Regions from separate parts of the Homo sapiens genome. Here regions 2 and 3 are each linked to region 1. A link is an interaction called in ENCODE POLR2A ChIA-PET data of the cell type or tissue named here. Cell type or tissue: PC-9. All regions are shown on one strand. Region 1 overlaps VDAC2 (voltage dependent anion channel 2). Region 2 overlaps VCL (vinculin). Region 3 overlaps ADK (adenosine kinase).

Evidence for each region. Peaks named below come from ENCODE experiments on the same cell type or tissue, not always from the same donor. Only the 100,000 strongest peaks of a DNase experiment are listed, where the experiment ranks them.
Region 2: POLR2A ChIA-PET joins it to region 1 with 6 read pairs; 2 of 35 experiments call an interaction of 5 or more read pairs at or near these places.
Region 3: POLR2A ChIA-PET joins it to region 1 with 9 read pairs; 3 of 35 experiments call an interaction of 5 or more read pairs at or near these places.

The regions. Positions count from the first base shown.
Region 1 is chr10:75,224,540-75,227,039 of GRCh38, reverse strand. The region is part of intron 8 of VDAC2 (voltage dependent anion channel 2); the gene reads right to left. Among named protein-coding and RNA genes, the nearest start is that of COMTD1, 10 kb to the left of the region's middle. RefSeq lists enhancers at 60-813, 2,324-2,500. In PC-9, no CTCF peak of the experiment used is centred here; DNase peaks (open chromatin) are centred at 1,339 and 1,989; H3K4me3 peaks cover 1,319 bases; H3K27ac peaks cover 2,500 bases.
Region 2 is chr10:74,101,719-74,104,218 of GRCh38, reverse strand. VCL (vinculin) reads right to left here. Exons shown (of 22, transcript NM_014000.3): 15 at 291-399. Among named protein-coding and RNA genes, the nearest start is that of AP3M1, 48 kb to the left of the region's middle. In PC-9, a CTCF peak has its summit at 506 (motif pointing right); no DNase peak of the experiment used is centred here.
Region 3 is chr10:74,279,932-74,282,431 of GRCh38, reverse strand. All of the region lies in intron 3 of ADK (adenosine kinase), which reads right to left. Among named protein-coding and RNA genes, the nearest start is that of ADK, 130 kb to the right of the region's middle. In PC-9, no CTCF peak of the experiment used is centred here; no DNase peak of the experiment used is centred here.

The sequences.
Region 1 (2,500 bases):
TGTATTATTGTTTACCTTCCTGAAGGCCCCCTGGACTCAGTCCTTTGGGTTTTTACAGAGACTTCATTACAAAGGAGACTTCATTACAAAGGCACGATTAATTAAATCACTGGCCACTGGCTCAACCTTTAGCTACTATGCCCTCCCCAAGGCAGAAGGTTTGTTCCCTAGCAACCAGCACCCCCTACCATGTGGCCATCTAGGGACTATCCAAAAATCACCTCATTAACATAAGTTCAGATGTGGTTGAAAGAGGCCTGTTAAAAATAACAACATAGCCCAGGGCGCAGTGGCTCGTTCCTGTTACCCCGGCACTTTGGGAGCCAAGGCAAGTGGATCACCTGAGGTCAGGGGTTGGAGACCCACCTGGCCAACACGGTGAAACCTCATTTCTACTAAAAATACAAAAATTAGTCGGGCTTGGTGGCAGGCACCTCCAAACCCAGCTACTAAGTAGGCTGAGGCACGAGAACTGCTTGAACCCGAGAGGCGGAGGTTGAGGTTGCAGTGAGCAGAGATGGTGCCACTGTACTCCATCCAGCCTGGATGACAGTGAGATTTCATTAAAAAAAAAAAAAAAAAAAAAAACCCACAAAAGACTGTCTTTCACTTTTATGCTCTGGAGCTGTTTCAGGAACCGAGGACAAATGGCCAAATATCTCAACAAAATACACTCTTACGGCTCTAGTCACTTGGGAAATTGCAAGGGTTATAGAAGCTGTGAGCCAGGAACTTGACAAAAACCAAAATATATACACCATAGTATCATAGGCCACCCCCTGGTTTCAAACAGGGATCCCTTACAGCAAAAAGGTCCATATATCTGTCAAGGATGTTTACACTTGTTGCATTTATATAACAGACATATCTACAAGAGTACAAACACAAATATGCCTATCATCTGGAGAAGCTACTGTGGGATAGGGATAGGTTTAAAGAAGCAACTAGGATGGGCGCAGTGGCTCACACCTGTAATCTCAGCACTTTGGGAGGCTGAGGCGGGCGGATTACCAGAGGTCAGGAGTTTGAGACCAGCCTGGCCAACACGGCGAAACCTCATCTCTACTAAAAATACAAAAATTAGCCGAGTGTGGTAGTGGGCACCTATAATCCCAGCTACTCAGGAGACTGAGGCACAAGAATGGCTTGAACCCAGGAGGTGGAGGTTGCAGTGAGCCGAGATCACGCCACTGCACTCCAGCCTGGATGACTCCGTCTCAAAACAAAACAAAACAAAACAAAAAAAACCTACTCGGTCCTATGAAGAGAAAAAAAAATAGCTCAGCAGTATGAGGAATGTGAGGTATGCAAAGTTTATCAGGCCCAGAGAGACATGAGAATGAGACTTTAGTCACAGGACACACCCCCATGCCTAGGGGAAATTGTTTAAAAACACTTTGTTCTTTTTTTCCTTCCTTGTAGTTTCCAGGCTCGCTGGCAAATATCTAAAGTGTTACTGCACAATGTGACCCTCACCCATTATCTTCATGTTCCTGGAATCTGTGATACAAAGAACAATGTATAGCCAATCACTAATCAATGTTATTTCTGTAAACCAAAGAGAATTCCTGCCAAACAACTTTGTATCAGCCCACATCCTGTCCCGAATTTTTGGCCTTTAAAAACCTGTTTGTAACAAGGGCCAAATGGAGCTCAAATCCACTTGGATCTGAGTCTGCTGGGCAGCTGTCCTCATTATGGTGCAAATAAATTCTTTAAAATTGTATTTTGTGCCTTAGTTTCTTCCTTTAGGTTGACAGAAGCCATTAGAAACATCTTTATCATCTTGTACCAGCTTTCTTTTCCCTTGATCTACTGTTATTTGTACCTTGTGCAGAACTATTCAGGATGGAAATCAGCTGATAGTGAGATCCAGTTCCTCCTCAGGCCAGTCACTTTCCATAGGTATTATATCCTGAGGAGGCTTCAACTCAATTTCACAATACATATAATCATCAATCAGTATTATAAGACTTATTTACACAAGGGAGTTTAATCTGCCAACAATATTACCATATGGCAGTATGAGCATGGTACAAAAAAAATCAGTTTCGTTACAGATCAGTAAGAATTAGAGATATTTGCTTTGCCTTTCCAACAGAAATCTACCCTTCCCCATTTGTCAGCCTTTATCTTGATTAATAAGCCTGACTACTGCCCCAGGCAATTTCAGATCACATTTCTCAATGTAATCTCTAACTTCTGACTTTTTAAATTTCTCCAAACTGGGCAAAATACAGCAAATACAGGTCTTAGGGGTACTTTTTACCCTTGCAAGGTGGCTTTGAGGCTGGTGGCCAAGGCTTAAACCAAATGAAACCTGAGCTTGGTCTAGCATCAAGGTACAATCCAGCACTCTTTCACTTTGATTTTAGCTATCACAAATAACAATAATCAAGGGATTGTATATTTTGTTTGTTTCTTATTGTTTGCGTTTCCTTATGCACCCAGTGAACCAACTCCCTTGGAGTTGGATCTATCTTTGAATTCCACTGGTAAT
Region 2 (2,500 bases), 1.1 Mb after region 1:
TGGGCAAAGACACTATTCAAAGAGAAGATAGGAGTGGTGACAATAAACATCACGCCAGGAGGGCAGCATTAAAATAAAAGAGACTCAAAGAGTCTCTCTTCTGACAAAGTTGCAAGGCTTGAATGAGAAGCCGCCACTGCTCAGCAGCCTTAAGCAGAGCCAAGTACACTGCTCAGCACGTGACCGGCCCTTTATCCAATTACAGCTGAGTAACAGAACCAGTCCCGCTCCAATTTCTCAGAACTCATTCTTCATGGATTAGACAACAAGATTTGTATAGAAAACTCTACCTGTCATTTTTTCAACATTATCGATCCACTGGTTCTTCATGGTCTCAAAATGTTCATAAGCAGCTTGATTTCCAGGGTTCCTAAGTAAGATACGAGCAGCCGAGACCACCTGACAATGACAAAACACCTTTAAACACCAGAGCACCCTTGCTCTCCAGATACAAACCTTCAGCCAAGCTTTCTCCTCTTTACCTACAGATGGCACTGTAAAGCCAGAAAGTGGCAAGTCTCTTTTCAGGCTGAATACATGAGGTTTGGTCTCAATAAACAGCTCCCCAGAATGGGCCCTTCACAGGAAGGTTTTACCATCACAGCCTGATTTTAAGAAGGTAATAAAGTGACAAAGTAAATGAGTGTCCACTTGATACTTCAGAAGAACATACACAAAACTGGCATATGTTTAAACACTTGATGTCAACTCTTCCATCTTAAAAATCACCATTAAGAAGGATACCGAAAAGTACTCAAAACTGATTTATGAATAATATGAAGAAAAAATCCTCACAACAACCCCATGAGACAGGACAGTTAATATCTCTACTTTAGAGATGCAAAAACCAAGTCTCAGAAAATTTAAGTGACTGCTCAAGAGGTCCTGGCCAGTCAGTTACAGCATTTGGGGAAAAAAGGATTAACATTTGCCACGTATCTGGTAAGATACAGGCTGTACATGCATATTCTTAATCCAAATAGAGTCCATTAGGAAGGAGTTAGCTCCATTTTACAGATGAGAGACTAAGCATCAAGAGCACAGAGGAGTCGGCCGGGTGCAGTGGCTCATACCCATAATCCCAGCACTTTGGGAGACCGAGGCGGGTGGATCACTTGAGGTCAGGAGTTTGAGACCAGCCTGGCCAATATGGTGAAACCCCATCTCTAATAAAAATACAAAAAACTAGCCGGGTATGGTGGTGGACGCCTGTAATCTTAGCTACTGGGGAGGCTGAGGCAAGAGAATCGCTTGAACCCCGGAGGCGGAGGTTGCAGTGAGCCAAGATCATGCCACTGCACTCCAGCCTGGGCAACAGAGCAAGACTCCGTCTCGGAAAAAAAAAAAAACTCACAGAGGTCTCAAGTCCAAATCTGTCTCCAGAGTCCTCATTTTATCTATAATTGGTGTTATAAGCCTAGATTCCTGTTCCTCCTTTTTAGGAATCTCAGTTTCATATTGAAATTGTATTTTATGTTCCATGTTTTATGGGAGCTTTTAAAGAGTGTTAGACATGTTTGTAGCTTATGAAAAATTGTGTAAAAGTTGGACAAGTTAAAAAGTTGGACAAGAGGATCTAATTTATTAACACGCCACACAGGCAAAAGTTTAATGATTCAGAGACATGTTTATTTCCCCCATATCTCCTCACAAGTTCACACATAAGCCAGTATCACAAATTTATAAAGCCTAGCATAGTTTCGAATGTATCATAGGCACTCAGTAAATGTCTGAATAAATAAATGAAAAAATAATGAATTTTCTATAATTTGAATAGAAGAAAAATTGCACAAACATCACACTAAATAATGTTGAGCTAATATTTTTAAGAAAACCTATCACATAGTAAACTTTTAATAACTGTACAGTTTGGTTTTTTTTCCCAATCTTCCTTTGCTCCCAAACTTACTAGCCATGCCTTGTTACACAATAAGTAGAAAAAAGAAAGTTATAGAAACAGATCAATTTAAAAAAAAAAAAAAAACTCTCACAAAGATGTGGAGAAAAGATATAAACTCCAAAATCAAAACAAAGTAGCCTCTTAAGATTATCCAAGCCGGCCGCAGTAGCTCATGCCTGTAATCTCAGCACTTTGGGAGGCCGAGGTGGGCGGATCATGAGGTCAGGAGTTCAAGACCAGCCTGGCCAACATGGAGAAACCCTGTCTCTACTAAAAAATAGAAAAATTAGCCGGGCATGGTGGCGGGTGCCTGTAATCCCAGCTACTCAGGAGGCAGAGTCAGGAGAACCACTTGAACCCAGGAAGTGGAGGCTGCAGTGAGCTGAGATTACACCATTGGACTCCAGCCTGGGTGACAAGAGCGAAACTCTGTCCCTCAAAAAAAAAAAAAAAAAAGATTATCCAAATATTTTCCTAGTTATGTGTGTATGTGGCAAGGGGATTGCTTTACTAATTTTTTCTACTTTCAAAACTAAGATCGAGACCATCCTGGCTAACAAGGTGAAACCCCGTCTCTACTAAAAATACAAAAAAAATTAG
Region 3 (2,500 bases), 940 kb after region 1:
TATCACCATGCAATTTTAATCCATATGCTTAAACCCCTTTCACAGTTTACAGGAACAAAGCGGTTTTGATTCACAACAATGCCCTGCAGTCAAATACGCTCATGAGGTATTAATTTACAACTTCATCTGTGATCAGTTAAACTGCATGTGAAATCTTAAACATCCTTAAAAAGTTCACCACAAATAGTTCAATAAGAGATTTTTTGGTAACATTACTTTAACAAAAAACATGTAAGATTAAACTCTATTGTAAAATAAAACCAAATGCCACTTGCTTTTAAGGATAACCCACTAATAAAACAATCTTTTAAACTGTCACCTTTTACATCTAAAATATTAATTAAAAATGTAACACTGCTATCAAAAGCATGTGCCTTGTAAGCTTTTGCAAGAAAAGTCACACATAAAAAAGAAAACCAATTTCATGAAGAAAATGTGCATATTTCAACAAATAAAATGTCTCTTTAATCAGTCCTAGGAGCCAGATGTATTAAAATGTCAGGTCAACCTGAATCATACCAAAACAAAAGATTAAAATTACCAATTTTTCCAAACAACTAAAATGTCAGGTCCATAAAAGTTATGGACAAAGACAGCAATAATTTTTTAAAAAGAAAATAAATTTCCAATGCAGCTCATATTAGTAAAAAACAATAATAACTAACTTCTCAGAAAACTTGCAGTTTTGATCTTCATATTTATGTAATCTGAACCTTATGGTATTTACTCAGATTTTTTTTCTTAGCTAGCTAAAATAATAGTTATTTTGATTGGTATTCTAAGTCAATCTGAGGAATTATTATCTCATATAACAAAAAGTCCAGAGCTACAGCAGCTCCAGGGATAGGTAATTTATGATGCCTCATCAAGATCATGGACCTAAGTTCTTTCCTTGTTTTTCCTGTGTCATCTTTAGTGTGATGACTTTTTGTCCCCTAACGGTTTCAAAGTAGCTACACTAGTTGCAAGTAACAATTTAATGTCTAGGATCATAAGAGAGACTGCCTTCCCCTTGCTTATGTTTCTTTACCAAAAAAGTGGGGAACTTCCCCCAATGAACTGGCTCTCAAGGCCACTCACTATCAAATCAATGGGAGAGGGCATAAAATTACCATTACTGATTTGGATTAATTCGGGCTCAGCCCATGAGCATAAGAAGAACTCAACTTCCCATAAAGCACATGGGTATCTGTTAAGTGATCAAAACCAGGGCATCAGATCAACATTATCAAAAGTAAAGCATCAAATCAACACTATCTTCACATTTGTGTATAACACATAACAGCCATTATTTCCTTTACATGCTTCAAATGAATATTATCCAAGTTGAGTATACCTTATTCAAAATTTCTTTTGAGTCTCTTGTCGGCTCACAAAATGTTTCAGATTTTGGAGCATTATGAATTTCAAATTTTCAAATTATGGATACTTAACCTGTATATAAACCAGTGTGGTAAACCTTTTTGTAACCCTTAATATCTCAACTTGATTAACTGAGTATCTCACTAGACAACTTAATTTTGCATCTAAATTAGGAAAGACAAAATAACTACAATTCAAAATATGTGTCAAACTTTCAGTAAAACCAAAGGACTTAATACATGCATGAACTTCTGATTCCTCCTGAAACCTCACTAAAACTCTGAAAGACAAGAAAAACAAAAAAATAATGGTGACAAAATTTTGGACAGTGGAAAGCAGAGTGAGGTGCAGTGATCAACTCAATAGACCCAAGAAAGCTGAATTATAAACAGCAGTGAGAAAACCAAATTTACACTGCCATAGCCCCAAAAGCATTACACTGGGTGGCATTAGGAATCTCTACAAATAGAAGTGATGGTTGGCATTAAAACTTATTTAGAGCTGGGCATAGGGGTAAACACCCATAATCCAAACTATCTGGAAGGCCAAGGTGGGAGAAATACTTGAGGCCAGAAGTTAGACACCAGCCTGGGCTACAAGGCAAGCCCCAACTCTAAAAAACGTGTGTGTGTGTGTGTGTGTGTGTGTGTGTGTTTAAACTTGTTTAAGGCCGGGCGCGGTGGCTCACACCTGTAATCCCAGCACTTTGGGAGGCCAAGGCGGGTAGATCACAAGGTCAGGAGATCCATACCATCCTGGCTAACACAGTGAAACCCCATCTCTACTAAAAATACAAAAAATTAGCCGGGCATGGTGGCACATGCCTGTAGTCCCAGCTACTTGGGAGGCTGAGGCAGGAGAATCGCTTGAGGAAGGTGGAGGTTGCAGTGAGCAAGACCCTGGCTCCAAAACAAAAAACAAAAAACAAAAAAACACAGATATCACTAAAAAGACACAATCCCACCAAAAAAATAAGTGTGGTAGAGACGATATGAACAGACATTTTACAGAAAAGAGAAAAGTAAACTTTTTGTTTGTTTTAAGAGATCTAGTCTAACTCTGTCACCCAGGTTGGGTGCAGTGGTGCAATAATAACTCATTGCAGCCTTAAACTCCTGGGCTCAAGTGATCCTCCTCC